Regions from separate parts of the Homo sapiens genome. Here region 1 is linked to region 2. Evidence: chromatin contacts called from ENCODE Hi-C or POLR2A ChIA-PET data. All regions are on one chromosome and are shown on one strand. The core of a region is the stretch at or near the end of the contact, and the rest is flanking DNA. Distances in the headings are between cores, read along the strand shown. Region 1 overlaps SLC7A6 (solute carrier family 7 member 6). Region 2 holds the start of DPEP2 (dipeptidase 2).

What was found. A loop is a pair of places that touch in the nucleus more often than their neighbours do. ChIA-PET counts read pairs that join two places held with the same protein, here RNA polymerase II (POLR2A). Pooled maps may share reads with other maps.
Region 1: a map of B cell shows a loop between it and region 2 (14-fold over the local background). The contact joins the enhancer-like site here to the promoter of DPEP2 in region 2. A Hi-C loop is called at or near these places in 1 of 168 maps with a recorded cell type or tissue (B cell) and 1 of 50 pooled maps. POLR2A ChIA-PET finds 5 or more read pairs at or near these places in 3 of 52 experiments (OCI-LY7, activated CD8-positive, alpha-beta memory T cell and activated naive CD4-positive, alpha-beta T cell).

Annotation. Positions count from the first base shown.
Region 1 is chr16:68,285,800-68,289,436 of GRCh38, reverse strand. It overlaps SLC7A6 (solute carrier family 7 member 6), which reads right to left. Exons shown (of 11, transcript NM_003983.6): 4 at 1,566-1,691. Among named protein-coding and RNA genes, the nearest start is that of SLC7A6, 23 kb to the right of the region's middle. RefSeq lists a silencer at 2,777-3,071. Within about 2 kb of position 1,361, at least 22 of the 41 ENCODE cell types and tissues checked have a DNase peak (open chromatin) inside an H3K27ac peak, as active enhancers do; they include B cell and OCI-LY7, where a contact is called at or near this core.
Region 2 is chr16:67,997,920-68,001,788 of GRCh38, reverse strand. DPEP2 (dipeptidase 2) reads left to right here and starts at 2,305. Exons shown (of 11, transcript NM_022355.4): 1 at 2,305-2,414. RefSeq lists an enhancer at 3,366-3,869.

The DNA.
Region 1 (3,637 bases), core at 112-2,611, 290 kb before region 2:
CAATTTGACCCCAGGATGCTCCTGAGCCTCCAGGGACATCCACATGGCTAGCTCTACTAACTTGATATAAGTACACAGGCTAGACCAGCAGTCTAAGAATCAACAAGGGCAATTCTTTTTTTCTTTTTCTTTTTCTGTTTTTTGAGACAGAGTTTCGTTCTTGTTGCCCAGGCTGGAGTGCAATGGCAAGATCTTGGCTCACTGCAACCTCTGCCTCCCAGTTTAAGGCGATTCTCCTGCCTCAGCCTCCCGAGTAGCTGGGATTAGAGGCACCCACCACCACCCCCGGCTAATTTTTTGTATTTTTAGTAGAGACAGGGTTTCTCCATGTTGGCCAGGCTGGTCTCAAACTCCTGACCTCAGGTGATCCATCTGCCTCAGCCTCCCGGCCTCCCAGAGTGCTGAGATTACAGGCATGAGCCACCGCGCCCAGCCCAACAAGGGCAATTCTTTTTTTTTTTTTTTTTTTGAGATGGAATCTTGCTCTGTCACCTAGGCTGGATGGAGGGCAGTGGCACAATCTCGGCTTACTGCAACTTCCGCCTCCTGTTTTCAAGCCATTCTCCTGCCTCAGCCTCCTAAGTAGCTGGGATTACAGGCGCGCACCACCATGCCCAGCCAATTTTTGTATTTTTAGTAGAGACAGGGTTTCTCTATGTTGGTCAGGCTGGTCTCGAATTCCTGACCTGCTGATTCGCCCACCTCAGCCTCCCAAAGTGTTAGGATTACAGGCGTGAGCCACCGTGCCGGGCCAAGGGCAATTCTTAAAAGCACAGCTTTTTAGACTCCACACCAACCAGAATGTGATCCAACAGATTTGAGATTAGGGTCTCAGCTCCCCGGGTGACTGTACACAGCCACATTTAGGGACTGATGACCTAGAGAACTGGGCTGTGAAATGATTGAGATATCTGTGGCTAAAGACACCTCAAGACCTCTCTAGGGCTCATGAGATCTTGGTAGGCCTGTTACCCTCACTGCCAGTCCTCTCTGATCCAGGAATGAAAAGCTTTCTAAAGCCAACATTTAGGAAAGACACTGCCAATTTCACAATATTTTAATATTTTTCTGAGAGCTGACTTGGGGAGGGATTGCTGAATACAAGTCCAGATGAAAAGTAAAGGCTGCAAAATAACCACCCATTTCCATACCCCACTTCCAGCTCCATATACCCTGCCACCTGTCTCAAGGAGGGCCCAGTCTTCCTACTTGTAGCTTGGCAGTCACAGACCACAAACAGGAGCCACTCTATCCCCACAGATTACTTTTATGACCCAATCATGACCCAAGCTTCAGGAGCTCCTAGGCCCTTGGCTGGCTTCCTGCAATGCTCCCAGCCTCCACCAAAGGAAACCAGCCCTGAGGGACAGGCTGACTCATGTCCACTTGGCCAAGCCAGCCTGGCCCAAAAAGCCCAGAAAGAAATCTACTCCCATCTCTTGCACTCACTGACACATGCTAGCATGTACATAGAAACAGCCGAGCAGTGAAGCTAACAGAGTCGCCATGTTCTCCTCAGGGAATCCAGAGGAACTGTTGGTGGTACCCCCCTTCCCACCACTTACCCTGGCACAGTTTAACAAGGCCCATGACAATGATGGCAATGAGCGCTACGACCTTGGCGTAAGTGAACGTGTCCTGCACACGTGTGCCCCACTTGACATAGGCACAGTTCACAAATGTCAGCAGACCTAGGAGGAAAACCACAAAGTCACTGGCAGGCTTGAGTTGAGGGCACAGGGGCCCAACCCCTCTTTACAGAGAGCACTCTTTCTGCCCTTCCTGCCTAAGGCAAAGGGGCCAATGGACCAGTCAGAACAAGGCGAACTGGCAAGCGAGGGGACACCCTGCACCCGCCCCAGCTGACAGCACACAGGCACTTCCATCACTACTGGTGCTCAAGGATATGAAGGCATGCGTGAACACATACTTATACATCCTGATGGCTAGCACCATTTCTGGGAATTCCCCCCAGGCCCAGGGATGGGTGATTTCACCTACTCTTTCCCACCCAGACTCCCAAGGTTCCAAACCACAGGAGACACAAGACCTCTTCATGGCCAAAAGAAACTCATCAGTAAGTGAGGTAAATTTGAATGCAGATGGCAGGTTACCTAAGAAATTAGAGAGACAGTGTTTTGCATTAAGTGTAAAAATGAGGCCAGGTGCAGTGGCTCACACCTGTAATCCCAGCACTTTGGGAAACTGAGGCAGATGGATCATGTGAGCCCAGGAGTTAGAGACCAGCCTGGGCAACATGGAGAAACCCTGTCCCTACAAAAAATACAAAAATTAGCTGGGCGTGGTGGTGCACACCTGTAGTCCCAGCTACTCAGGAGGCTGAGGAGGGAGGGTCGCTTGAGCCTAGGAGGTTGAGGCAGCAGTGAGCCGTGCACTCCAGCCTGATGACAGAGTAAGACCTCGTCTCAAAAAAAAAAAAAAAAGGAGAAAAAGAAAAGTCTGTTATATGCCTGACAATTTCACATACACCTCTCCATCAATTCTCACGACTCCAAAATACAGATATTCCTATTCCCATTTTATGGATGAGGAAACTGAGGTGAGAGAAGCTAACTACCATTTCTAAGTTCACATTCCCAAGCCCACTGATCGCTTCCACCCTCATTCCTACCCATACCTCCCAATTCTCAATGAAGTCCATGGAGAAGCGCACCCACTCGAGTACTCCCTAGGCTCACGTGGCTTTAAGTTCTAGCTCCTCACACACTTCAGTGACATCTGGGCCCTGTGCTGAGAGCCCCGGCACTTTGCTCCTGCTAAACAATGACTGATCCATGGGGACGACATAAGAGCAATATCCAGCAGGAAGGAACGCAGTGACATCTGTGAGTACTGCCTCTAGCATACAAAAACAGAACTTTTATGTGCACCTCAAATCTTACTACAAAATCTTTTGGGCCCATCCTCTAGGCCAACTCCACTTACTCCTACCCACTTTGCACTCTCTCCTTCAGCCAGACTCTCTCTCTTACTCGTACCGTACACACACATAAAAAGAAATGTCCTCCCCTCCTCTTCCTGCCATAGCCAACAGCAACTCCCAGTCAAGGTCTAGTTCAGCCCCCACTTCCTCTTCCTCTGTAAAACCTTCTCTGAATACACCACCCCACCCCTCTCTGAGCTCTTTCTCTCCTGAACCACATGGCATTCCTGCTTCTTAGCACAGGTTAGTGTCTATGCTATCATCATGTAGACACCTGTCTCAAGTCTCTCCCTCAGGTGATTGGGTCATGCTTCTCCCAAGATCACAAATTCTCAGAAGGTAACAGCAGTATATCATTTTATTTTCCTTCTTTCCTTCTTTTTTTTTTTTTTTTTTTTTTTGAGACAGGGTCTTGCTCTGTCACCCAGGCTGGAGTGGGTGCGATCACAGCTCACTGCAGCCTCGATGTCCAGGGCTCAAGTGATCTTCCCACCTCAACCTCCTATTAGCTGGGACCACAGGTGCACACCACCACACCCAGCTAATTAAAAAAAAATTATTTTGTAGAGACAGGGGTCTTGCTGTATTGTCCAGGCTGGTCTGGAACTCCTGGGCTCAAGCAATCCTCCTGCCTCAGCCTCCCATATTAGGATTACAGGCATGAGCCACTATGCCTGGCCACGTTGTTTTCTT
Region 2 (3,869 bases), core at 1,056-3,555:
CTTTTTAAAAAATTTTTTTGTAGAGAAGGGGTCTCACCATGTTTCCCAGGCTGGTCTTGAACTCCTGGCCTCAAGCAATCCTCATGCCTTGGCCTCCCAAAGTGCTAGGATTACAGGCATGAGCCACCATCTCTTGTCCCCTGAGATACTTTTAATGGCCTTGCTGGATCCAGCTCCTGCACCCCAGGGCCCTCCTGCCTCCTCCCCACCCTCGGCTGATGGCACTACCTCAAGGACATGGGATAGCATGCAGCCTTCTGTCCCAGATCCTCTGTACTGTCTGAAATCAGGCAGAACCCAGCTGCAAGAGGAACTCAATGGTACACATGGGACCCAAGTCATCAATCGTCTCCATCAGAAAGCAACCCAGGGCCAGGCACAGTGGCTCAGGCCTGTAATCCCAGCACTTTGGGAGTCCAAGGCGGGTGGATCACCTGAGGCCGGGAGTTCAAGGCCAATGTAGTGAAATCCCGTCTCTACTAAAAATACAAAAATTTGCTGGACATGGTGGTGCATGCCTGTAGCCCCAGCTACTAGGGAGGCTGAGGTTGGAGAATTGCTTGAACCTGGGAGGCGGAGGTTGCAGTGAGCCAAAGTGGCACCACTGCACTCCAGCCTGGGCAACAGAGCAAGATCCTGTCTCAAAAAAAAAAAAAAAAAGAAAAGAAAAAAGGCCGGGCGCAGTGGCTCATGCCTGTAATCCCAGCACTTTCAGAGGCCAAGGCTGGTGGATCACCCGAGGTCAGGAGTTCGAGACAATCCAGCCTCATCAACATGGTGAAACCCCATCTCTACTAAAAAAAATACAAAAATTAGCCAGCCTGGTGGTGCATGCCTGTAATCCCACGTACTTGGGAGGCTGAGGCAGGAGAATCGCTTGAACCTGGAAGGTGGAGGTTGCAGTGAGCCGAGATCGTGCCCTCGCACTCCAAAAAAAAAAAAAAAAAGCACCCCAGGAATGTTGGACAGAGAGGCTGGCGGGGTAGGGGTTGGTTGGTAAGGCTTGAGCAGAAGGTTCTAGATGCATTCAGGAGATAAAGATGCATTTGGGGTTATTGCACTTCTCCTAGAAACATAAACATTGACTTCCTTTTGTGGAAGAAAAATGTTATGTTAGCTATTTGACGTTTCAGGAAGGGTGGCTTCAGCTTGGTGATTGGAGGATGTTTGTCTACAGTGGCCAGGCTGCTTTCTGGCTTGGAAGACTATTGTTTCTTGGGAATTGTCTGTATCAGACATCATGGGAGCAGATCCAGGGCGACATCAAAGGGAAGCATGAGTCTCCAGGACCAGAGGGGCTTGGATGCAGATGATCATCATCTGGGCACTGCTGGATACTGAGTAAGCCCCAGCTGCACCCCACCTCTGCGCTCTGAGCATGGGAGGCAGCCTGTGCAGCTATAACTCAGCCTGACTTTTTCCTTCCCTGCATACTCTTGAAATACACTGGAGATGAGTAGGGGCGAGTGAGCTGCACACCAGAATAAGTTTGGTCCTTGGAGCAAACTGTTTCTACTGCTGCCTCCTCTGCAGGTCTTGATTTATGCAAACACTGCATAGAAGAGGAAGTAGAGGGAAAAGCTGTTCACCCACCTACTCCTTCCTGGTAGCAAGATTTCCTATCCTGGCCTTGCCTCAACAGCCCTACCAATTGGAGGCTGAGGTTGTGCCAAGGCTCTATGGGGGGACGTAGCATCACTGAGGTGGCCAGATTTTGGAGGACAGGAAAGTTTGTGCTATTTGCTGAGACTGGAGAGGCTGGTGAGAGCAGACTCTCCATGAGTTGAAAGCCAAAGAAAGAAATTCGGTAGATTTCTGCAATGAGAAGCCACGGAAGAACTTCAGGCAGGAGGATGCATTGGATCTTGTTTTCGTTTTGTTAGAGATGGGGTCTCACTCTGTCGCCCAGGCTAGGGAGCAGTGGTGCCATCGTCTCTCACTGCAACCTTAAACTCCTGGGCTCAGGCGAACCTCCCACCTCAGCCTCGTAAGTACCTGGAACCACAGGCATGCACCACTTTTTTTTTTCCTTTTTCTTAGAGTTCTCATTATGTTGCCTAGACTGGTCTCAAACCTCCGGCTTCAAGAGATCCTCTCACCTCGACCTTCAAATTACTGGGATTACAGGCATGAGCCACCATGTCCTACCAGACTTTGTTAAAAGAGGAACAGGCCAGGCATCGTGGGCTCACATGAACACTCATGCCCCAGAAGTAAACAAGTGTTAGCCAACCAGGAGGCCTATCCTCCCCCTAACCTCACCCAAAGCCATCTCTGTGCCCTCCCCCTTGCAGGGGAAACAGCACACACTAGTGAAATCTTGTCTTAGTGTGTCCGGAATTGGTGGGTTCTTGGTCTCACTGAGTTCTAGAATGAAGCTGCAGACCCTCGCAGTGAGTGTTACAGCTCTTAAGGTAGCGCGTCTGGAGTTTGTTTCTTTTGATGTTTGGATGTTTGGAGTTTCTTCCTTCTGGTGGGTTTGTGGTCTTGTTGGCTCAGGAGTGAAGCTGCAGACCTTCGTGGTGAGTGTTACAGCTTTTAAGGCAGTGCGTCTGGAGTCGTTTGTTCCTCCCAGTGGGCTTGTGGTCTCGCTGGCTTCAGGAGTGAAGCTGCAGACCTTCGCGGTGAGTGTTAAAGCTCATAAAAGCAGCATGGACCCAAAGAGTGAACAGTAGCAAGATTTACTGCAAAGAGCAAAAGAACAAAGCTTCCACAGTGTGGAAGGGGACCAGAACAGGTAGCCACTGCGGGCTCAGGCAGCCTGCTTTTATTCTCTTATCTGGCCCCACCCACATCCTGCTGATTGGTAGAGCCGAGTGGTCTGTTTTGACAGGGTGCTGATTGGTGCGTTTACAATCCCTGAGCTAGACACAAAGGTTCTCCACGTCGCCACCAGATTAGCTAAATACAGAGTGTCGACACAAAGGTTCTCCAAGGCCCCACCAGAGCAGCTAGATACAGAGTGTCAGTTGGTGCATTCACAAACTCTGAGCTAGACACAGGGTGCTGATTGGTGTGTTTACAAACCTTGAGCTAGATACTGAGTGCCGACTGGTGTATTTACAATCCTGAGCTAGACGTAAAGATTGTCCACGTCCCCACCAGACTCAGGAGCACAACTGGCTTCACCCAGTGGATCCCGCACCAGGGATGCAGGTGGAGCTGCCTGCCAGTCCTGCGCCATGCGCCCGCACTCCTCAGCCCTGTGGTGGTCGATGGGACTGGGCGCTGTGGAGCAGGGGGCGGCGCTCACCGGGGAGGCTCCGGCCGCACAGGAGCCCATGGAGGGGGTGGGAGGCTCAGGCATGGAGGGCTGCAGGTCCCGAGCCCTGCCCCCCCGGGAAGGCAGCTAAGGCCCGGTGAGAAGTCGAGCGCAGCGCCTGTGAGCTGGCACTGCTGGGGGACCCAGTACATCCTCCGCAGCCACTGGCCCGGGTGCCAAGCCCCTCATTGCCCGGGGCCAGCAGGGCCCGCGGGCCGCTCCGAGTGCGGGCCCGCCAAGCCCACGCCCACCCGAAACTCCAGCTGGCCCGCAAGCGCCGCTCGCAGCCCCGGTTCCCACTCGCGCCTCTCCCTCCACACCTCCCTGCAAGCTGAGGGAGCTGGCTCTGGCCTTGGCCAGCCCAGAAAGGGGCTCCTACAGTGCAGCGGTGGGCTGAAGAGCTCTTCAAGTGCCGCCAAAGTGGGAGCCCAGGCAGAGGAGGCCCCGAGAGCGAGCGAGGGCTGTGAGGACTGGCAGCACGCTGTCACCTCTCATTAGGAGCTGCCAATATCAGTGGCACAGACCTGAGCACAGGGATAATTTGGGGTCAGAGGCTACAGTCTAAGTTAGCTAGATGCTGGCAGTGGGCAGAGTGGAAACAAGGCAG